Linked DNA regions of Homo sapiens: region 1 is linked to region 2. A link is a loop called in an ENCODE intact Hi-C map of the cell type or tissue named here. Cell type or tissue: tibial artery. All regions are shown on one strand. Links, peaks and the distances in the headings refer to the core of each region. The heading gives the core; the rest is flanking DNA. Region 1 overlaps PLCH2 (phospholipase C eta 2). Region 2 has its middle 28 kb from the start of PEX10.

The links. Hi-C counts contacts between places; a loop is a spot of excess contacts. Peaks named below come from ENCODE experiments on the same cell type or tissue, not always from the same donor. Only the 100,000 strongest peaks of a DNase experiment are listed, where the experiment ranks them.
Region 1: a loop joins it to region 2, with 2.2 times the contacts of the local background. A loop is called at or near these places in 2 of 110 quality-filtered maps.

What each region holds. Positions count from the first base shown.
Region 1 is chr1:2,497,278-2,508,413 of GRCh38, reverse strand. PLCH2 (phospholipase C eta 2) reads right to left here. Exons shown (of 22, transcript NM_014638.4): 16 at 10,805-10,912; 17 at 9,767-9,891; 18 at 9,586-9,670; 19 at 9,184-9,330; 20 at 8,694-8,773; 21 at 6,005-6,302; 22 at 2,882-4,492. The coding sequence ends at 3,201. Among named protein-coding and RNA genes, the nearest start is that of PANK4, 24 kb to the left of the region's middle. RefSeq lists an enhancer at 8,143-9,342. In tibial artery, for the core only: no CTCF peak of the experiment used is centred there; no DNase peak of the experiment used is centred there; H3K27me3 peaks cover 7,472 bases.
Region 2 is chr1:2,435,314-2,446,449 of GRCh38, reverse strand. It overlaps a transcript of PLCH2 not described here. Among named protein-coding and RNA genes, the nearest start is that of PEX10, 28 kb to the right of the region's middle. RefSeq lists an enhancer at 25-859. In tibial artery, for the core only: no CTCF peak of the experiment used is centred there; a DNase peak (open chromatin) is centred at 5,789; H3K27me3 peaks cover 7,136 bases.

The sequences.
Region 1 (11,136 bases), core at 1,562-9,561, 63 kb before region 2:
GCCGCCCCGCAGACCCCATGGCCCCGGGCCCCTGCGTCTCTCACCGCTCCCTCCGGGCCAGAAGAACCAACTCAGCCACCCTCGTCCCTCCAGCGCCCTCCCCCTGCACCTGCGGGATGTGTGGGTGCTGAGCAGCAATTCCTGACTCGAGAGCCTGGGAAAGGAGCCCTCGACATCGATCACCCTCAAGGGCTCTCAGGCAGCCAGGGGCCGACGTGGACCCTGCTAGGAACTGTGTGGACCGCGTGGGTTTGGTTGCTATGGCCTTGGGACCAGGCTCCCTGGGGCCGTGTTCTGTGGCTAGGGTGGGCATGGCTGGGGGGAGCTGGCAGCAGGGAGGCCCGCTGGGCCTGGCCCCTGGGAGCTCTGAGGCGCCTGGGGGTCCTCCCCCTCAGCCCAGGTGTGGGATTGAGACCACACATAGCATCGTAGAGAGGGCAGGAGGGCACAGGGCTTGCGGAGGCCCTGCTGGGGTGGGCTGGCTGCAGGCCCCCAGCTTTGACTTCATGTGGTGGGAGCTGTTCCTGGTGCTGAGCTGCTGGGCAGGCCCTGAGGAGGCTGAGCTGCTACCTTGCCCCACCACCCCCACCCCCGCTGGGGTCCCCCACATCCAGAGGCTTCACTGAGACCCCCAAGCACAGGCTGTCCTAGGCCAAGGAGGTGGGGTGGCATGGATCACCTTCCAGACAGCTTTGCTTGGTGGTCTGGAACCTGCAGAGGCTAAGACCCCTCCCTCATGGAGACCTGGCCTGCCCAGAGGTGCCCAGTGGCCATTTCTGGCCCCCACTGTGGTGTCTCTTCGTGACCTGCCCTTGGAGTCTGCGTGGAACCTGAGTCCCAGCCCTCGTGCAGCGGCCACCAAAGGGTCTCGTGTCCTGGCAGAGGAGCCCGGGGGCAGCTGGGCTATCCTGAGGTGGACTGTCCCCCTGGCTCCAGCTTCTCCCTCCTGTGGGTCCCCAGGGCAGAGGCCCAGCCCCCGGAACCCCATGGGCCCTCACCACTTTCCGGCCCTCTCCTCAGGCCCGGCTCTCTGATGGGGAAGCCCTCCCAGCCTGCATCTCTGTAGCCTTCCCTGACCCCACTCGGCCCCTCCAGCTCTTGCTCCCATCCTGGCCCCACCCTCACTGGTGGTGGGTGGCAGCAGTGGCCTGGCCGCTCTGGGCACCCGGATGTGTGACTGCCTGGCCTGACACCCACAGGGCTTGACCCCGGGGTTGGAGAGTCCATCTGTGCTGGGGACGCACCCACTACAGAGGTTTGGCCTGAGCCTGGCCCAGACAGGATGCCGAGGAGGAGGTGGGGGATGCACAGAGGCCTGGAAGGACAGAGCCAGGACAAAGACACCAGGGCCTAGCCCAGGCTCAGCCCCTGCACACCCCCATGCAGGGCCTGCCGGTGGCCACGGCCTCAGCTCCCCTCTTGCACAAGGGGCCACCCAGCCTATGAGCCAGGCACCCCTGTGCCTCCGGGCAACCCCAGCCTCTGTGACCCCAGCCCTTCCCCAGCCCTTTCCCAGCCCTTCCCCAGCCCTTTCCCGCCGAAGCCGGAGCTGGAGCAGGAGGGCTCTGGCCTCTGCCTTGTTCCCTTGATGTGGCCATTTCAACGGCGCTTTCCTCAAAACACGAGCTGGCCCCAGGCCCTCAGCCCCTCCTTGACTCCCGCAGACCCCCAGCTGGCTCCCCAACCTCTGCCCTGCCCACGGCACCACTTGGGGGCTCGCCAGGAGGCCTCGGTCACCAGGCTGCTGTCAGTGTCACTGCCGGGGGCTCTGTGAGTCCCCTGTCCCAGAGCTGAGACTCCTCAGGTTCAGGTGCCGCCCCGGGCCCCAGGCAACCAGCTCACCACACCCCTGCTCTCGGTGGGGCTGCAGCTGCCCACACGCAAGTGTTCTGGGGCTCGAGGATGACGAAGTCCTGCCAGGCTCTCTCTGAGGGGCGTGGTGGGGCTGGGGGAAGGGCGGCACCAGTGGCCCCTCTGCCTGGCTGAGCTGGGGAAGTGGTGACAGCGATTCCTGTGGCCGCCCACAATCCCTGTCAGTGCAGGAACATGGTGAGGGCAGAACAGCCCCCTTAGAGCTCCCCCAGCACCCCAGGATCCCGGCCTCCGGGCCTCAGGCCCGCCTTCCCAAGGGCCCTGCCTGGGCACAACGCAGCCAGGGGTGAGACGGGATACCCCGACAGAGCAGTGCTCATCCGGGTGGTGCGCCGGGCAGGCCCCTTGGGCAGCCGCAGGTGACAGAGCCTCATGGGGCAGGACATCCCCTGACTCCCCTGGCCACAGGGTGGGCCACACCCACTCCCACTGTTGGGGCAGCAGAGGACGGGCTGCAGCACAGGCTTCCAGAGGCCCGACCAGCACCCCAGCTTCTCTAGGGTAGGGGCCTTTCTGGAACCACCATGCTCTGCAGGCAGAGCAGTCCCCCGGGTTGGGGGGCCTGTGGCCCGGGGTTAGGGCCTGCGTCCTGAGGAGCAGGCTTTGCAGCCTACCCTGGGAGCCTGTCCAGCTCAGCCCTCTGAGGACAGGCCAGGTCTTTTCTTGGGGTGTCTTCTGGGCCTGGCGCAGGCTCCGACGGGCACCTGGTAAGTAAGTGGCACAGGAGGCTGAGCGAACGGGAAGCCCATGCGTGCTGGTGAGCACGTTTATCAGAACCACGTTTGGGAGTTGACAGAGGCTTAGGCATGGTGCAGAGGGTGGCGTGGTCGGTGCAAGGCAGATACAGGCTTCAGGGCAAGGCCCAGACGGCCGTCCTGAGCAGCCCTGGTGCCTCACAAGCACCCCCGCCTGTGCCGTGGCCAGGTCAGCCGCGCCTCCCGGGGCAGGCTCAGGACAGGTGCGCACAGATGCACACCACACACACCTGGGGTGAAAAACCAGGTAAAAATGGAAAGGGACTTGGTATCATTTTAATGTTGTATAAGTTTTGCTTCTAAAAATTTAAATATTTCTCTATGTACAGATCCTAAAACGCCGGGAAAACTGCCTGGCAGGGCCAGCCTCGAAGCCCCTCCTGTGGGCCCCGGGCCAGCAGCTTTAGCCTTTCCTCCCCGGGAGCAGGGGCAGGAGGGAGGCAGGGGTGGAGGGGACACAGGGCAGCCAGGGGGACACAGTTTTGGGGGCCTGGCTGCCCTGTTTCCTGAGCAAACAACACGCCCACCCCTGCCCTGGGCCTCCAGAGCCGCCCAGGTTCCCACCACTGACGGTCAGAGGCGGAGCAGGACCAGGTTTTCAGCAGCCGCGGATGCTGGCCCGAGGGCTCCCTTGGAGGGTGCTGGTGCATCCACACTGCCCTCGTGGCCCACGGAGCAGGCGCCCTCGGGGGTGCCCCGCTCCTCTTCTGGGGGTCCCTGCCGGCCCAGGCCCTGCAGTCTCTGCTGCCGCTCCTGGGCCTGGCGGGCCCGGCTGGCAATGGCACGCACGCGGCTGTGGCTGCGGGAGGAGGAGCGCCGCACAAAACCAGGGCCCCCTGCCACCCCCTCCCCAGCCGGGCCCAGGCTGGTGGGTGACGTGATGTCTCCTGCCTGCTGGAAGACAGTGAGCCAGCGCAGCTGCTCTGTCAGGGTGTCCCGTCTCACCCCTGGCCCCGACACCCGCCGTGTCCCTCCCGGGAGGCCCAGGCTGTGGCTCAGTCTGCGGGAGCCGCCCTCAAAGCTAGGGGCAAAGTCATCAGCAGTGAGGTCGCCCAGGCTCTTGGACTTGGCAGCCACGGGGCAGTCCTGCACGCCCACCAGGGAAAGGCAGCCCCAGGGAGGCCGGAAGGGGAGGCCAGCCATCCTTGGGGCCAGGGACCTGGGCTGCAGTTCGTCAGGTATGGGAGGCCGCTGGCCTGTAGCCCGAAGGTTGGGGTTGGATTTGCTCTTGGTCACAGGTGGCAGGTCTGGGCGGGCAGCCGAAGCCGAGTGGGGCCTGGGGGGCAGGCGTCCCATGTGGGCTCCAGCGAGGTTCTCACGGCTGCGGCCCAGGCCCAGGCTGGGCAGGGAGAGGTCAATGACAGTGTCGCTGGATGACATGCTGGAGGAGGAGGAAACGCTGTCTCGGTGGCCACATGGCTCCAGCCGCTGCCACAGCGGGTCACTGCCCGTGGCATCGGAGTACACGGCAGGAGCTGGAAAGGGAGCGGCCAGGGGCCGCCACCCTCCCAGGGGCTCCGTGGGCACCTGCCCCTCACTCTTCACCCTTCTAATCACGGGCAGGTGGCCCAGGGTCCGGGGCTGGCTCCTGCCGTCCGTCTGGCTGCCGGGGGCCCTCTCGTATGCCCCGCCGGCGCCCTCGCCGTTGCACGGCCGAGGCCTGCTGTCTCGGGGCTCCTCAGTGTCCTCTAGGGGGCTTGCCACATTGGCTCCGGGTCCTGTGGGGTATGGGGGCCGTCCCTGAGAAGAGCTGGTGGGGACAGCCGCTGGTGGCGGGGGACCAGGGCCTGGGGCGGGCTCCTCAGCGATGGTTTCCAGGCTGCACAGTGGGGGGAGTGGCCGCTGCGTGGAGAGGGGGCGGGTGTCTGTGGGGAGGTGGGGGAGTGAGAGAGAGCCAGAGGGAGAAGCAGAAGAGAGAGAGGGAGGCAGGGAGAGAGGCGGAGAGGAGTCGGATCAGGGTGGTGTCCCCGGTGCCCTGTGCCGAGGGTCGCCAGGCCCAGCTCCCACCCCGAGGCATCCCCCGGGCGCGGCACACTCGGTGTCCCCACCCTGCTGCTGCTGGGGCCCAGTCCACGCCCTGTGCCGCACACGGGGCCCTCCTTGGGCTGGGACAGCACGGGACACCGGGGCTGGGCCCCGTTACCTGTCACTCGCCGCTCTCAGTTCCTAACTACGGAGGCAGCGTGGGTGGGGGCAGAAAGGAAAGCTTGGTCAGGGGGGTCTGGAGGGGCAGGGTGGTGTGGGGCGGGCTCCGTGTATGTCCCTCCCTCCAGGCTAAGGAGACACCCTTCTAGTGGGGTGCTTCAGCCCAAAGCAGCGAAGCCCTGGGGCCCAGGGAATCTACTCCACGCAGCACTCAGCAGGCTCCAGGCGTCCCAGGGGCGCAGGAGACGCCCAGCAGCTGCACTACCTGCCCACATCAGACTTCCCAGTAGGGACCCCTGGAGCCTGCCCTAGAGGGAGGTGGGAATGGGATGGTACGTGGCCCCCAGTCCCAGGAAAGGCATCAGGGGCCATGCAGGTCGCCAGCCGCCCAGGAGGTGAGTTTGGGGAAGCGCCCAGCCGGAGGGGCCCAGCATGTCAGGCCACAGTCCCGGCCCCAGACCCTCAGCAAGAGCAGCTGGTTCTTCCCAGCCTGTCGGGCCTCAAACCAGCTCCACCCAAGTCCCAGGGCCTCAAGCTCAGACAGGAGGGCTGGGGCTATGGGCCACAGGCAAGCCAAGGGAGCAGAGTGCCACGGAGACAGTGCCACGGATACAGAGCCACGAGCACGAGCACACGAGGCGACACCGTCCACGCAGAAGCAGCAGCAGGTGACCCAGGCCCAGCCATGCCAGGGGCGTGCGGGAGGACCACGCAGGGCAAGAGGGGCTTACCGGCGGAGAACATGGGGGATTTACTCCTGATCTCCTCCAGCTTTTGAGCAAACAAGGCACTCATCTCTCCCTGCAGGGCCCCCGGTTGCCTGCAGGCACCCTCAGGCCAGCGGGGGGACCTTTCGGGGATGCCCGGGCTGTCTGGGCTGCTGGAGTCCGAGGACATGGAGCCGCTACCGCCTGGACCCTGCCTCCAGGCCCCAGGACCCTTGGGGGCCTCTCTGCTTCTCCCCGGGATAGCGTGAGGGTCCAGGCCACAGCAGGGGGCCCCCAGTGAGTCAGCCCGGGCCCGGGGCTGCTGGCGAATGGCTGCCTGCCTGCTTGCAGGCCCCGGGCTGGGTGGCCGCTCCCTCTGCAGGCCCCCGGTGTTCACGCCGGCGCAGGATCCCACCACACACTTCATGCATGTGGCGGCCATCCCAGCAGGCCCGGGGCCGTCCAGGACACGCGGGGGCCGCACTCGCACAGGGCTCTTCTCTGCCACCGCAGCTGGCGCCTTACCTCGGGGGCTGCCGCTGCCGGGCCCCTCCTGGGCTGGGGCTTCCGGAGCAGGTCCGGGCCCGGGGGGCACCACATCGTCTGCCACCCCCTTGGAGCCTGTGTCCCGTGTACCCAGGACCAGCTCCGGGAAGCCCCTGCGGCCCGGCTTCTGGCTCTTGGTCGGGGCGCTGGCCGTGCGCCGCAGGATCCGCTGGCTAACGGAGGGCCGGGCCGGGGGCCGCCCAGCAGCATGACTGTCCAGCGAGCCGGGCTTTGGGCCTCGGAGGAAGAGGCCTTTTAGGCCCAGAGCCTGCTTGACCTGCAAGAGAAGGAGCCCATGTAGCTGTTGCCAGGGGTCCCAGCCCAGCTGCAGCTGCTCCCCCAGGGCCAGCTCTCCAGACCGTGCCACAGACGTGCCATGCGTGTCTCGGTCCGAGGGGCTGGGCCACCTCAGGCTGGGGGTGTGTGGACACACCAGGGCCTTCAGGAGCAGGGTCCCTAGGGCAGCTCTGCCTGGGACAGTAGCTGCTACAGATCTAAGTACACATGGCCCACCCCACCCTTCCGGCAGAAACTGCCCTCGCCTGACCTGTCCAGGGCATGTGGGGCCCTTGAGGGGCATGGAGAGAAGGTCTTTCCCTCCGGAGGAGAGACCTCGAGCCCCAGCCTGGCCCACCACAGCCTGCACCTGCTCAGAGGCCCGCAGCCCCCGGCGCTAGCAGGGGACACTGGCGTGGCACTCCCTGGTTGTGTGTGCCCCACCCTCAGGCAGGAGTAGCTGGTCCACAGCAGGAGTAGCCAGGTGCAGCGGGAGGCCCACTTGCCCGGCCCGTGTCCTGCCCACTCCCATGGTGATACTCGTGCCCTAGGAAGTACCACCTCTTCCAGGAAGCCTTCCTGAATTCCCCCAGGCAGCCTTTTCTGGTCTTGCCCTGCCCTCCACTCATGTGAGCCCCCAAGGCCCGCAGCTGGCTTGCTGCCCCCTGAGCCCTGCCAAGATGGGCTCAGACTCCCAGCCCACCAGCACCTGGCCACAGCCAATCTTCCTGGACAGCTGGGCCCAGGAGGTCCCTGCCTGGGCAGAACAGCTGCTGAGAGGGAGGCAGCCGCATCTCCAGGGCGCAGAGGCCAGAGGGGCCCTCACATGCCAGATGCCCCCGAGACAGCACCCACCGCGCCCCCATGACGAGCCGTGCTCGTGCACAGAGCGGCCCAGGCCCGGCAGGTGGGTCACCCCCCTGCAGGGGCGCCTCTGGGCAGATGCGTTCAGATGGCCAGCACTTGAATCAGCTTCCTGATTCAAGATCCCAAATCTACGCATTTGGTCACAGTGGCTGGGAAGCCATTTAGAAGCAGATCCGGGATTCTGGCTCGGAGCGCCGGCCTCAGGGGTGCCCTCATCCCATGCACTGGCATGGTTGGCAAGGACAGGGAGGGAGTGGGAGGCGAACTCAGAACCAACAGCCTGAGGGTCCGAGATGGGGGCAGGAGAGAGAAGGAGGGGGATAGGAGGGGCACAGTGGGGGCTCCAGCGGGCTGCCCGCCAGGGAAGGGGCTGAGGGAGGGGAGGGAGGACTGAGGGAGGGGAGGGAGGACTGAGGGAGGGGAGGGAGGACTGAGGGAGGGGAGGGAGGACTGAGGGAGGGGAGGGGAGGAGAGGCCAGTGAGAAGGCGGCCACCCAGCTGAACCCTGGATCTGCCTCGTAAATGCCACTATGGCTGGGGATGGCCAGGGCCCCCGGAGCCATGTCATGATCCACGTCACATGAGCGACAGTCTCCAAATGCTACCAGGAATCATGGATGCTAATGGGGTGCGGCCTGGGCATGCAGGGGCGGCGGGCCGCACTGTCCCGCGCACCGGGTACCTTCAAGGCTCCTAACAGAGCTGCACTTCTAAAAGTAGGCTGTGGCCATAGAGAAGCCGACTGCAAGACCAAAGAGACAGGGGGAGCAGGTGAGGCGGCCACAGCAGTGGCGTGGGGAGCCCTGCAGCCTGGGGGACGAGGAACAGATGGGTGGATAGACGGCAGGGGCTGGATGGCACCTCTGGGCCCGAGAGCATGGCAGGAGAGAGTCAGCACTGGGCCTGGGCAGGCCCCTCCTGCTGTGTGTGCGGGTTCCCCGAGGGCCAGCTGCAGCCAGCAGGACCCAGAGGGCACTGGGCCCCAGCTCAAAGCCAGGGCAGCAGGGCTGGCACCAAGACCACTTCCTGCGGAAGCCGAGGCCCCACCCTGACCTGGGGCAGGGGACAGACATGCTGGGTGTGGAGTCACAGGCAAACCCGGGCAGCTGCCTTCCACGTGACACCAGGAAGTAGAGGGGTGGGGGGTAGTAGAGGGGAGAGGGGCATCACTCGGTCCCTGCTGAGAAGCCAGATGGCAGCACTGTAGGGGTGGAGGCTGCAAGGCCCCCAAGAGTCTGAGACAGGCATGGGTGACACAGGGCGGGGCAAGGCCCGGAGCACTCAGGACCTGTCCTGCCCGAGATGCCCAAAGCCAGCCCTGAGATCAGAGGTGGGCACTGGTGGCTCAGGAGCCAGGCCCCCACAGCAGCCCCTCTTGAGATAGAGGAGCAGAGGCCCGGGGAGGGGACCCTAGGCCTCACTGCCTGAGTTCAGGACCCAGCACTGGGGACACATGGGGGGGCATGGGACAAGGGGCTGGTGTGGCCCCTCCCCATGATGGCTGGTGGCAGGGGGTGACACTCACCTTACCGCTGATGTCACTGACAGCCACATGCACGAAGATGGAGGCCTCTTCCATCCCTTCTAGGTACACGTGTCTGTAGCCTGGAGCAGTGTGGGTCAGCAGGGTCATGAGGTCACAGCCTCCCAGGGCCCCCACCTGCTCTGCCCCCCATTCTACTTAAAGGTCCCAAGACCCCAGATACACCCAACAAGCCCAGGCCTGGGGCCTCTGCCTCCTGTGGGCCCAGCACTACCCCACCTCCTCCAGGAAGCCCATTGGCATTGCACCAGCCTGCAGGGACCTCTTCCTGGGGGTGGCCCCTCCCCCACAGGCCATGCCCCTGCCTGACCCGCAGATCCCCAGGCTGGCTCTCCTCCCGTCCTCAGCTCCTGTCTCTTTGGTGCCAGGTGCAGGCCCACCTACACAGGCACTGACTCACAGGGGAAAGAGTACCTGCCCTGCCCTGGGGCCCTCGGCCAGTGTGGGGGGCACCGTGTCCACTCCTGCCCACCTGGCATCATGCTGCTGAAGGCCAGCGTCCTCTGGCCAATGAAGTCACGCCCGATGGGATCGTGGTCCCAGACGAGGAAGCGGACCAGCGCGATCTCCGGCATGTGCACCATGAAAACCAGGGTCTCCTCCCAGGTGGGGTTGAACCCTGGGGAAGCAGCGCCAGGAGGAGTGTCCCATGGGGAGGGCCCGGCCCAGCACCGCTCCAGCCTGGAGCCCCCGGCCCACACCACTCCCAGTGCCACTCCCGGTGCTGCTTCCGGGACTGCCCACCTAGAGGGGAGGGCGCCCAGGACTGTCACTGAGGGAGGCCTGGGCAGGGCACCCGGGCACACCAGGTAGCCCCAACCCTCCCCCCTCAGACTTCCATCACAGGTGTGACGGAGCCACGGCCCAGCCTCACCGTTGTCGTCCACCACGCGGGTCTGCTCCCTGCTGCAGTCCACAGGGAGCCCAATGATCTCCACCTCCACAAAGGGGTCGATGATCTGGGACACAGGAGTGGGGGTGGCATCAGGGCCCATCGCGATGCCCGGCCCGCCCCCAACTCCCACCCCTCCCGCCTGTGTGGGGCTGGCCCCCACCTCCCCACGGTCCCCCAGCATGGAGTCGCGCGGCTTGGGAAGCTGCTGGCCACTGATGATCCGGAGCACCAGCTGCTTCTTGAGCTGCCCGGGCAGGGGGTCCTCCGAGTTGGGGTTGAACACGCCTGAGGGGATGCCGGGGAGGTGGTCAGTGGCCCAGCCCTCAGCAAGCCCCCTGCTTGCTGGGGCATGGCTGCCAACAGCCCCCTCCCCAGCCCCCACATAGGAGACTGGAGCCGGTGCCAGGGGGAGGGAGGGAGGCAGTGGTCCAGGGGGGCACCTCGGGGTGCACCTGGCCCAGTATGGATCACCTTTGTGGCTACCGCAGCATGTGGGACAGAGCCCATGCCTCCCACAGCTGAGCCGAGGAGGTCACATGGCTTCTGGGGGTGGGTCTGGGTCCCTGGGGGTATGAGGGGTGGGGTCTCTGGTGACAGTGTCCCCAGGGCCCACTCAGGCTGAGAACTCTGAGGAGGGCAAGCCAAGGGCAGAGGTGGAAGTAGCTGGTCCACAGCAGGAGTAGCCTGGTCTAGTGGGAGGCCTGCTCGCCCAGCCCCTGTCCTGCCCTCTCCCATGGTGATACTCCTGCCAGGGCCACAGGGGGACCAAGCTGGAAGTCATCCACAGCAGACAAAACAGAGGTGTCTGAGAGCCGGGAGGAGGTTCCTCCAAACACCCAGCCCAGACCCAGGTCCTGAGACCCACAGAGGGGCCAGGCACAGGGGGCTGGGTCGCTGGCACTGGGGCCCCTCAGACAAGTCCTGCCATGAATCTCATGTGGGGCCCAGGCTCCCCAGTTCTCCATCCCTGGATTCCTGACGGAGCTGGGCCCTTCTTTGCAACGCTAGCAAGGAGGGTTCCCCCACCCACCTCCCCAGCATCCTGGGAGCTTCGTCCCAACCTGACCCTCCAGGGGACTCTGCCAAAGCCGCCCCCACCCCCTTGCTAGCCTGTGGGGCTCCGATCTCTGTTCTGGGGACACCCAGGAGGCCCATCCGAGCCCTGAGCGTCCGAGCCCTGAGTGTCCGAGTGCCTCACCCTGGCACATGCACCCAGGCTTGAGTACGTAGCCGCAGCCACCGTTGGCGCTGAACTTGGCTCGGTTCAGCTGCAGCATCCGCCCCTCTGACTGGTAGTTCAGGGCAACTGCGAGGGTGACACAAGGCTGCCCTGGTCAGCACCTGACCTTCCAGGTGTGTGCCCCGCCCACCCACCACCACACGCTAGCCTCCCCTGCACAGCTGCCGCGTATCTGCCGTCTGCCCCTCGTTCACCCAATGTGAATGGGACTCCAAGGTTCACACCTGTGCAGGACTGAGGCCAGCACATCCTGGAGGGACATCCCCGGAGCTGGCGCAGCCAGCCTCGCA
Region 2 (11,136 bases), core at 2,163-10,162:
TGCTTCTGCCTGGGGCCCCAGTCTGTCAAGGGCCACCCCACCCCCAGCCCCGGGAGACCTGGCTACAGGGTCTTAACTCCAGCCTCAACCCCCAAATCGCAGGCAGGGCTGAGCCACAAGTGAATAGGGGGGTGAGTGGCAATGGAACCCCAGAATCCAGGGCCACTTGTGCCCAGGGGCCATTGGAGACAAGAGTCCCAGTGGGGCCTGTGACAGCCCCAGAGTGGGCAGCAGCGGGGAAGCTGGGCCTTCAGTGGGTACACTGATGTCCAAGCCCCCAATGGCCACCCCTTCCTGGCAGCCAGGGGCAGCACCCTGGCTAGGACTGCAGTGGACAGGGAAGCAGGACGGGGGTGGAAGCCCGGCCAGGCAGCGGGAGGGACCCTCTGGGCTGGTCCTCAGCCCCCCTCCCGTCGGCGTGCCCATCACTGGAGCAGGTGGCAGGCAGCTCTTGGGGCTCTGGCATGGGGCTCGGGCCAGGCTCCCTCCGTTCCCGGACAGACGGCACTGTGGGTGCGACAGCAGCTAATGAAGCGGTCCTATTAGGCGCAGAGTAACAGAAGATACACAAATTGGTCCGAAGCTCTTCATGTGTTGTGGACATTAAAAATTAAAATCCAATTACAACTCGTATTGTCAGACCTGGCTGCTGCGGCTTACGGCAATCCGTGTGTGCCGTGCAGATTATGTCACCTGAACTCCAGCAGCAGCAGTGAGGGCCTCGGGAACCGGGCTGCCAGGCCCCCACCACCACCTAGGAGGGTCTGTAGGGGGTCTCTCCTGCCCACCAGCTCCTCTGCCTCCCCCCTCTGGGCAGGGTCCCTACCTGGTCACCCACAGGAGGGGCCGCTGCCAACCTGTCCCCACCCTCCCCCGTACCCCCAGCTGTTCCCCACCCACAGCCAGCTCTGCCAGAGGCTGGACATCAGGCCTGACCCCAGCCTCATGCTCAGGGATCTGAGGCCAAGGCCACCAGACCAAGCCCCGAGCCCCGAGTCTTCTACACACTGTCCAGCAGACACTCCCACCAGTTCCCCGACCACTGCCCAGGCCTGTTCCAGCCTCTTCTCTCACTGCCCTGGTTTCCCTGGGGACATGCCAAGCAGGCGCCAGTCTCCCTCCCTGCCTCGTCCAGACGAGGCTGCAGGCTCAGCTCTCTCACCTCCCAGAGGGCAGGGCCATCAGGCGTTCAGCCTCAGGGAAGGGGCCTGTGGGGACCCTCAGCACAGCCACAGGCACCCACTTGCCCAGTGCACACCTGCCTCCCTCATCCTTTCCAGACCCCAGACCCTCCCCTAGGGCAGTGCGGAGAATGTGGCCCTGGCTTAAGTGCAGAGGGAACATAGTGGGGGCCAATTTAGAGACGACTTCTCCCATCAGCCCAGGGTCCTAGGGGAGACCAACAGGCTGGCTTCTGTCCCCACCAACCAAGCAGGAGATAGGACAGTGGCCTCCGCCCTCTGACTTGCCCCTCCCCGGCCTCCCATGGTGCCTGAATCCCCTCTGAGGCTGCACCTCGCTGAAGGAGTCTCTAGGATCAGACACCCAGGCAGGCAGACACCATGGGCTCCCCAAGTCAGGGGTGTTGGGGCACCGTGACCCCGCCTCCCCAGACCAACGTGTCAGGGGACGAAGGGGACACCGATCGGGTCCATTCTCCTGGAGGGAGAAGGCCATGGGGGAAGGGCAGTTCCAGTGGTCTCAGTGGTCACAGTGGGGATCAGTGGCCACCTTGGCTGCCTCCAGTGTCACCAGACAGTGTGGGAGGCGGGGAGCGGAGGGGAGGGGAAGCCTCTTATCTCCTTGGCATCTTCCTCCACCAGCTCCAGCAGAGCCCATCTCCCTAAAGAATACCCTGTAGCTCTGCCGGCAGGTCCAGAGCCCAGGAGACCCCTCAGCAGTGGACACTCAAACACTTCCCCCTCCCGTGTCCTACAGACCATCCAGCAGGGCCGCCCCAGGGCCTCCGGAGCTCCCGCCTGCCCGGGCAGTGCCCGCTGCACCCCACCTGCTAGTGTGGGGAGAGGCCGGCTCCCCCCAGATGAGCACCTGCAGCCCAGGCAGATGTGCCATGCGGCAAGTCCACGCAGCACCTCCCGGACCCACACAGGGTGCCCTGCGGCACCATCCGGCAGGGATCGGGGTGCCCGGCCTGGGCTCAGCAGGGGTCATTCTCAGCACGGTCACAGCCCCAGTGCGACCTCCGCAGAAGCCCGGGGAAGGAAAGTTTGCCGAGGGGCGGCCCCCAGATCCCTCACCCCGCACCTGAGGCCATCCGGAGAGCTCAAGACCGCTCCGCCCGTCCCGCCCACAGTCCCGCGCCCGCACCCCTGCCCGTGCCACCGCGATCCGAGCCTCCGCTCCCGAGTCTGAAGCCCAGGCGGCTCAGCCCCGACCCGCACCAGGGCTGCGGCGCCCCCGCGCGTCCACCCGCGCATCCCGGTTGGCAGCGGCGCAGCGGCAGGAGCGGCACCTACTGTGCTTCTGCGGGGCGGCTCCCGCGTCCATTGTCTCCGTGGCGGCTGCAGCGAGGGCAGCGAGGGCGGCGGGGGCGGGGGCTGCGGGCCGGGAGGCGCAGTCAGCGGCCGGGCTCGGGCTCGGGCTGGGGCTCCGGCTCCCGCGGCATCGCCCCGCCAGCTCGGGCGGCCCGCGGCGGGCTGTGCGCGGTGACACTGCGCCCCGTGGAGGCGCCGCGCGAGGAGCGCGCTGTCACTCGTGCCGCCCGCACCACACCCCCTGCCCGCCCCGCGCCGGGAGGGGGCCGGGGGCGCGGGCTCCGCGGCGGGCACCGGGCTGGAGGCAGATCGGGCGCAACCGGGCGAGCGCGACGCACAGAACAGGTGGGGCGCGGGGCTAGCCGGCCCGCCCTGCGCCCGCCGCAGCCAAAGTACTTTCTCCGCAAAGATGCTCCTGCGGCCTTCCGCTCCCCACACCTCCCCCTCCGCCTCCCTCCGGCTCCCCGTGGCCCCAGCCGGCGGGACCGGGAAGGGGGCGGGGCCGAGAGCGCTTCCCATCTCCAGGCTGGGCGTTTGCCCAGGCGCTGGAAGAAGCCAAGACAGGGGCCCCGGCGACACTACAACCCACCCCCCACTCCCAACACCCTGGCGTTTGAGGACTGGGGCCTGGGCCATCCCTTCCCCATTTGAGGACTGGGGCCTGGGCCACCCCTCCCCCAACTAAGATGTCAGGGGCACATGCAGACCCTTGCAGAAGTGCCTGGGACTGCTGAGAACGGGGTACGGCCCAGCCCCAAGAGGGTGGCAGGGCACCCTTAGCTCCCATCGGGCGGCCAGCCCACCCACCTCTGGGGGGAGGGAGCTTGGTGCTGCCTCCTGTGCCCCCAGGGAGAACCAGGATGACCATTCCCCTGGGCAGGTCCCTAGCCCCACACCAGTCAACTCTTCCACTGTTCCAGACCCTGGAGGCCCAAAGCAGCCACAGAGACAGGCCCTAGACCCTGGGGACCCTCCCTGCCCACCAGGCTTCTCTGTTTCCAGGCACTTCGTCGGTTCCCCGCTCTGCTGCAGGCAGCCATGAAGGAGGAGGCGGGAGACAAGTCAAGAGAGACTGCCCAGCTCTGGCCTGTGTCCAGAGAGGCCTCAGCTCCCCCAGGTCTGCCTTGGCCACAGAGCCAAGAGGCAGAACTTTCCCAACAGACCCTCCTGGCAGACTCTGGAACAAGAAGGGCTCCTGCACTCAGAGCCCCCAGCTTACCCACAAGGCCAGCCTCCAGCCTTAGAGGGAAGCCACAGCGTTCACCCTAGGGCAGCCCCGTGCACCCACACCATGCTGCTTCTGCACCCAAGGGTCCCTGGACTTTGTTCTTTGGGTCTAATATGAGTGGTTCAGACTGAGAGGGGGTCCTCGCCAGAGCTGAGAAAGGGGCACAGGCCACTAAGGACACACACATCCCTGGGCCCGTCAGCTCTGCCTGCCAGGGAGAGGAAAGGCTGAGTCTGAGATGAGGCCCGAGATGGGCACCAAGCTGGGAGCCAGGGAGGAGGCCAGGGGTGGGGTAGGGGTGCGTGGGAGCGTGTCACTCAGGACCAGTGTTGCCGGAGTTTCTATTTTGCTCTCCAAAGCAGACCCTGCCCACCATCTGGCCCTGGCGTAGTGGCTGAAGAGGAGACAGAAGACACAGGTGCATGTCCTGGCTCCCCACAGATTCACGAGAGGCCTCAGTCTCCCCTCCAGACCTCAGTTTCCCCAGGAATAGACCTGCTGGTGTCTATGGTTCTTTCCTGATTGCTGAAGCCCAGGAGGTTTCTGACTCCCCCAAGCAGTCTATTGCTTGGCTGTGCCCCAGAGCCTGGGGCATGGTCAGGATTCCTCCTGGTGCAAAGCTCACCGCGGAGAGGCTACGTCCTGCCGCCTGCAGGGCCAGCTCCGCTCCCGAGGCTTTCTGCTTTCCAGGAGCACCAGGCAGTGCCATCTCCACACAGCCCTGGAGACTCTGTGCCGGGTGTGTGTTCCCGGATGTTTCATCTGGCTGAGGCTGGGCGGGCTCTAGCAGCCTCTGCCCAGGACCATGAGCCTGCAGTGAAGCCTCTGTCATCACTACCCTGAGGGGCTGACAGAGCCCTGCGCCCTGAGGTGTGGCTGCCTTAATGCGGGCTGTGGATGGAAGGCAAAGAGAGCCGCTCCTCCCCCAGTGAACCCTGCGGCAGCTCCAGGGCTTCTCCTCCAAGGAAAGGCTAGTTCCTGGCTCCCTTGGCCACACTGGCCCACGGGACTCCCAGACTCCACCCTGGCTTCCTCTCCCGGGGTGCTGGCTCCTGCAGCTTCTCTGCTTACCCCTACACCAGGGACCTAATGCCCAGGCCAGGGCAGAGCTGCCGCTCCTCCCTCTCCTTCCCAGGAGGAAACCCCACCGTGACAGCATCAGCTGGTCTGGGATCCCAAAGTGAGAGTGGACTCAGCAGATGAGTGGAGGATGGACGTGCCAGTCGATGCTCAGAAACGTGCAGGAGGAATAAATGAGGTGTGGGTGAATGAAAGAGTACCCACAGAGCTCGGTGCTGTGAATGAACATCCCCAGGCTCCTGCCCACCCCCATGCCCCCACGCTCAGCCCCTCCCAGTGCAGGCCCAGGAGCTGGCAGAAGCCAAACCCAGGCCGGATGCGACGCCTGCTTGGAGCTGGGAGTTGCTCTGGGACCATACGTGTGGTGCCCGCGCCTCTTCGCTTCTGAGGCTTCACAGCAGGGGCTGGCAGGGGCCGGCAGGGGCTGCCAGGGGGGCTCTCTCCACTTTTCCCATCCCCCGGCCCTCTAGGGGCTTTCCTCAGATGAAAGCCTGAGCACCCCTTTCACTGCCTGGCTTAGAGACCACCTGGAGCCAGGTGCAGTCAGGATGGGAACCCACCCCCTCCACTTCCTGGGCACCTGGAGCGGGCAGTGCCCTCTGAACCATGCCCATCTGCACCCCCTTTCCCGGACAGCATGGTCGGGGCGGTTTCCTGGGGGCAGGACCACCCGGGCACAGCCAGATCTTGGCAGTTGTGGAGCTCAGTGGCCTCAGATGAGGCCCCAGGAGGAAAGACCCACAGCCTTCCGTTCCCGGGGGGACGTGGCCAAGCACCAGGGACCCAGGGACAGAGGCAGAGAGATGACACCAACAGCAATGAGACAGAAACCTGGCCTCCTGCACGAAGCCAAAACCGAAACGCAAATTGGAAACTGTGAAAGAAATCTCCATCCTGAGCCAGAGGCTCAAGAATCCCTGGTCGCAGCATGCAAGATCCCCGGGCAGGCCGGCCAAGGCCAGCGACAGACATGGAGAGAGGATCCCTGGTCGCAGCATGCAAGATCCCCTGGCGGGCCGGGCAAGGCCAGCGACAGACATGGAGAGAGGATCACTGGTCGCAGCAATGCAAGATCCCCGGGCGGGCCAGGCAAGGCCAGCGACAGACATGGAGAGAGGATCCCTGGTCGCAGCAATGCAAGATCCCCGGGCGGGCCGGGCAAGGCCAGCGACAGACATGGAGAGAGGATCCCTGGTCGCAGCAATGCAAGATCCCCGGGCGGGCCGGGCAAGGCCAGCGACAGACATGGAGAGAGGCCTCCTCTCACGGCAGACTGTGTGGAGGCACCCACCACCATGGCCGGGTGCTCCTGGGGGCAACCCCGGCAGCCAGGGCACACCGCCTGCCCCCCACCCGAGATCCTCCCCAGCTCCAGCCCTCCCAGCCAGTCTTCCTTCCCGGGCGCTCCCAGATGGGCCACTTCCTGGGCCATACCCACAGACCCCATCTGGCCTGCAGGCCTCACTCCAATACACCCACCCCTGCAGCTGGACCACAGGCTACATCGGACCCCTCAGCCTGGCACCCAGGGCCCTGTGGACTGGCTGCAGCTGCCTTCTCTACCCTGTTTGCCCTTCCCTCATAGACACTCCACCAAGCCTGACTCCCCCTTCTCCACAGGCCCCCTGCCCACCCCTGCCTGGTTTCCAAGGTCAGGAACGAGGCACCTCCTCTGGGAAGCCTCCCTGGTTGCCTTGTCCCCCGCAGTGTCCCGGACATGACCTTGCCCTGATTTTGAGTCTGCCCTTCACATTAAGATCATGAGGTCCCTGCAGGCAGGGAGCCGCGTGCCCGCTGCCCTCGAACACTCCAGCCAGGCCTGGCTGCGGTGTCTCTCAGGCAATGCCTTTCCTCAGTGGAGAAGAATCCAGCTGGACTCTGACGGGCTCTCCCCACGGACCCCGGGACTCTCCCCCGAGGGTGGCAGTGTCAGCCCCAGGTGAACAGATGGCTCAGGGCCAGAGACCTGGGCGGGAGGTCTCAGAGGCCCTTCTGCAGCCTGAGGTCACCATGGAGGACAGACAGCCCGGAGAGGCACAGCTGAGCACTGCAGAGAGAGCACGTGCACGCAACTCAATCAATGGGCTTAATCGGGTAAACGTGCAATCCTCAGCAGCTAAATTTAGAAAGTGTGTGTTTCATTTTCCACCAGCATCTGGTCTGAAGACGTCCCGTTCTCAATCAGAACTCAAGACAACGAACGGGTGGGATGGGATCAGCTGCCCCTGGCTTGGCTTCCCATGAACAGGGCCCAGAACCCGGGGGCAGCCCTGGGGTCGGGGACCAGGTCTGGCCAGCACTGGGGTGGGTGGGCAGGGCTGAGCCTCCTGCTCTGAGACCCCCCAGGCACCTTGCTGCATGGGCTGGTGCCAGCGAGAAGGGTGAGGACACCCTCGGGGGGGCCAAAGGTCTTTATAGGCACTGCCTGCCCTTAGGAATCATTGAGGCCTGACACACCCTTTTCTCTGAGGGGGAAACTGAGGCACAAAGAGAGAAAGGCACCTGCCCAGGGTCCCCAGAGACATGGTATCCTGCCTTGAAACAGTTTCTCATTGGCAAGGGAGATATTTCCGTCCAGGTCTAGCAAGACAGGGACCCTGGGAGCTGGGTCAGGGCTGGGAGGGCGTAGTCAAAGCCACTTCTACCTGGAGCCACCCATGTGGCCAGAGCTGGGCTCCATCGGCCCATCCAGATCCCTGGGCAGGGCAGCCCACGCCGGCGAAGTGGGGCAAAACACTCAATGCTGCCGTGAATTGCCCCGGTTCCCCCCTGCACACGCTGCGCCCCCTGAAGGACCCTAGATCTGCAGGGAAGGTGCCCATGGGACCAGAGGCCCTTCTGGCACACAGGGAGGGTGGCAGACTGGTGGGCAGGCAGCGGGACGGGGGGTGCTCCCAGCTGGAATGATCCGAGCAAATTTGGAGGAAAATAGACTTCCAGGCTGTGGGGAGCAGGTGTTGGGAGGCGGGGGCAAGAAGGGACCTTCACCTGCCCTAGCCGCAGTGGCCGGGGGTGCTCTCTCTTGGGCAATCGGCAAAGACGATGTGGAGAAGCACCAGCCCCCTCCCCTTCCTGTGGGCACCCACACCCAGAGCCCTCATGCTGCCCTCTCTGATGGAGGCCAGGGTCGAGTGTGCACACCTTTGCAGGAGGTGAGCTGGAGGGGACATGGCAGGGGCATGGGAGACAGTACAGGAGGGAGTGCCTCCTGGACAGACCCTCCCCTGGACCTCCTGCTGACCTGGGCTGACCCTGGGCCCCTCGGCCTCACAGTCATGCCCCAGGGGTGCCAAGGGGCAGAGACTGGTGGGACCCAGGGACACTGGGCCCTGCCCTTTCTTCTTACCCCACGCCAGCCGGGCCCAGTGCACACTTCCTTGTAAACCAACTGTCGCCTGCACAGGGCCGGGCGCCAGCACACACCGTCTGCCGAGCGCCGTTCATCTCCGCGCTTGCTCATTTCCACGGCTGCCAACAGGCACGCTCTGAGCATCCCCAGGGCTCTGAGCCAGGTGGCTGGGAGCGCAGTGTGACCCTGCCCTGGGGGAGGCCTCAGCCCAGGGACCTGCAAAGCCAGCACACAACCAAGTTGCCAAGAACTTTACTAATGCTGAGGCAGTAGGTGCCAGGCGGGCCTGGAGGGACCTTGGCGGATGCTCAGTTGGGGTGGGGTGGCAGAGGCAGGCAAGGGCCAGATCGTGGAAGGCCTTCGAGGCCAAAGAGGAGGCGGTGAGAGGCGAGTTCTGGAAGACCACTGAGATGGACGGCCACGTGCGTGGGTGCATGTACTGTGTGTGCACGTGTGTGGTTTGGGTGCATGTGAACATGTGTTGTATGTACACATGTGTTTCCCTATGTGTGTGGGGGTGGGTATACATATGTGTGTGCACGTATGTGTGTGGTATGCACACGTGTATGTGCATGTCTGCACAAATGTGTGTGCCTTCGTGTGTGCGTGTGCATGTGTGTATTGCCTGTCCCTAGAGAGAGAGGCAGGGAGCAGGCGATCTGGCTATGGCCCCTGCTTAGCCAGGTATGACTTGAGGGTGGTTCTGAAGGGGTGGAGGCTGCAGGGGTGGAGCAAAGAGTGGGACATGGGACAGGAGAGAAACCCCCAGGCTGAGTCGGATGGTGGGCGGGAGGGTGTTCCCAGGATCTGGGCCCCCTAGTTGCGGTGGGTGCTATTTGCCCAGCAGGGAGGCCTGGAGTCAGGGTCTGAGGTTGAGTCCTCAGGGATGATGAATTTGAGATTTGGGCAGAGCTGTCCAGCTGGCCAGAGGAGGTCTAAGTCAGTCTTGGACAGGAGTAGGAGCTGGGCACTGCATGGAGCAACCCTAGAGAATGTGGGGGCCTCTGGAACAGGAGTCCGTGCTCAGAGAAGAGGGGCTCGCAGCCCACCAAGGCACCGAAATTGGCAGAGTGACCCCGGGCCATAACCCAAGCCTGCTCCCTCCCAGCCAAGCCCTCCATGACCCGGGGACCTGCTGTGGCCTTGCTGCTCCCTCACCTGCCCACTGGGCCCCAGGGCAACACTGAGCACCTGACCCATGGGGGCTGCCCTGCCCCACAGAAGGCGAGAGGCCTGGCGGCCCTGTCTGGGCTGGGGACTGTGGGAGGGTCTTGGGAGCAAAGCCCCGGGGAGGGGCCCCAGCAGCACCTCAGGTCCCCATGCTCACCCCCACCCAAGGTGCACCCTGGCCCCAGAGCTCCCCAGGAGGCCTCAGCTGGGTGGTCTCTTGGGACACTCTAACCAGATGGGCCATGCTGCCCACACCCTCCCCTGCCTGCAGGTCCCCACCTACCCTGGCCCAGGAAGACCAACCCTGCCCTCTTCACCAGACTCCAGGAGCCACAGTGCCCACGACAAGGCTGCATATGCCCACTCAGTGCCAGTTTCCAGGACACTAGGAGAAGGGACTAGCCTGACCCTCAGGCCATGCCTGCCAGCACAGCCTGCATAGCCACCCACCCCTGCCTCTCCAGGCCTCCCAGGAGACAGAGCCACAGGTGACGGCTAAGCCCTGGGGAGTCACCACTGACCTTGGAGGGAGGAAGGGAGGAGGGAGGAGGGAGGAAGGAGGAAAGGTGGAGGGAGGAAGGGAGGAGGGAGGAAGGAGGAAAGGAGGAGGGAGGAAGGAGGAAAGGAGGAGGAGGGAGGAGGGGAGGAGGGAGGAAGGAGGAAAGGTGGAGGGAGGAAGGGAGGAAGGGAGGAGGGAGAAAGGAGGAAAGGTGGAGGGAGGAAGGAGGAAAGGTGGAGGGAGGAAGGGAGGAGGGAGGAAGGGAGGAGGGAGGAAGGGAGGAAAGGTGGAGGGAGGAAGGGAGGAGGGAGGAAGGGAGGAGGGAAGAAGGAGGAAAGGAGGAGGGAGGAAGGAGGAAAGGAGGAGGAGGGAGGAGGGGAGGAGGGAGGAAGGAGGAAAGGAGGAGGCAGGAAGGAAGGAGGGAGGAGGAAACAGAGGAAGGAAGGAGGGAGCAGGGAGGAAGGGAGGAGGGAGCAGGGAGGAAGGGATGAGGGAGCAGGGAGGAAGGGAGGAGGGGAGGAGGAAGGAAGAGAGGAGGGGAAGAGGGAGGAGAGAGGAAGGGAGGAGGGGAGGAAGGAGAGAGGAAGGGAGGAGGGGAGGAGGGAGGAGAGAGGAGGGAAGCGGGAGGAAGGGAGGAGGGGAGAAGGGAGGAGGGAAGAAGGGAGGAGGGAGGAGGAGAGGAGGGAGGAAGGGAGGAGGGGCCCTCACTCTTTTCCTGGCCAGAGGGAGAGAGATGATGAGAGCCCAAGTCTCAGCAGCAAATTCAGCCCCACACTGGACAGACCAGGTGTTCCCAGCTGAGCCCCCCAGGTGTGGGGGCTCACTCCAGACTGAGCTGAGCCTCCCATCGCAGGGGCTCTGGACCCCAGCTGCCCACAGTTCATCATCTTCTCCACCCTGGCTGTACTCCACAGCCATCAAAGGACCCTGGAAACCCAGTCTCCCCTCCTGGAGATCACAACAGGCCAGGCGTGCTGTGGGCTCTGAGAGCCGTGTCACGCTGCACTCGGGCCCTGCCAGCCAGCAACTATTCCCACCTCTGTCCTCCCCAGGGACCCCATTGAGGTCCCTGGCCCCTTCCCCAGTCCCTGCAAAGAGAGGCCCCTGCGCCTGCTATCCCCGCCTCACTAACACATGCCTCCAGCCTCCAGCCTCCAGCCTCCAGCCTCCAGCCATTTGGAACCTAAAACAGCTTTGCTGGTGCCCTCTGACTACCCAGGGTGGTGTGAGAGCGCTGGTCAGCCCAGAGCCCGGGGACCCCTGGGCGTGAGCCTCACTTCCCTATCCTCTCTGAGGAAACACCCCGAGCCCAGGT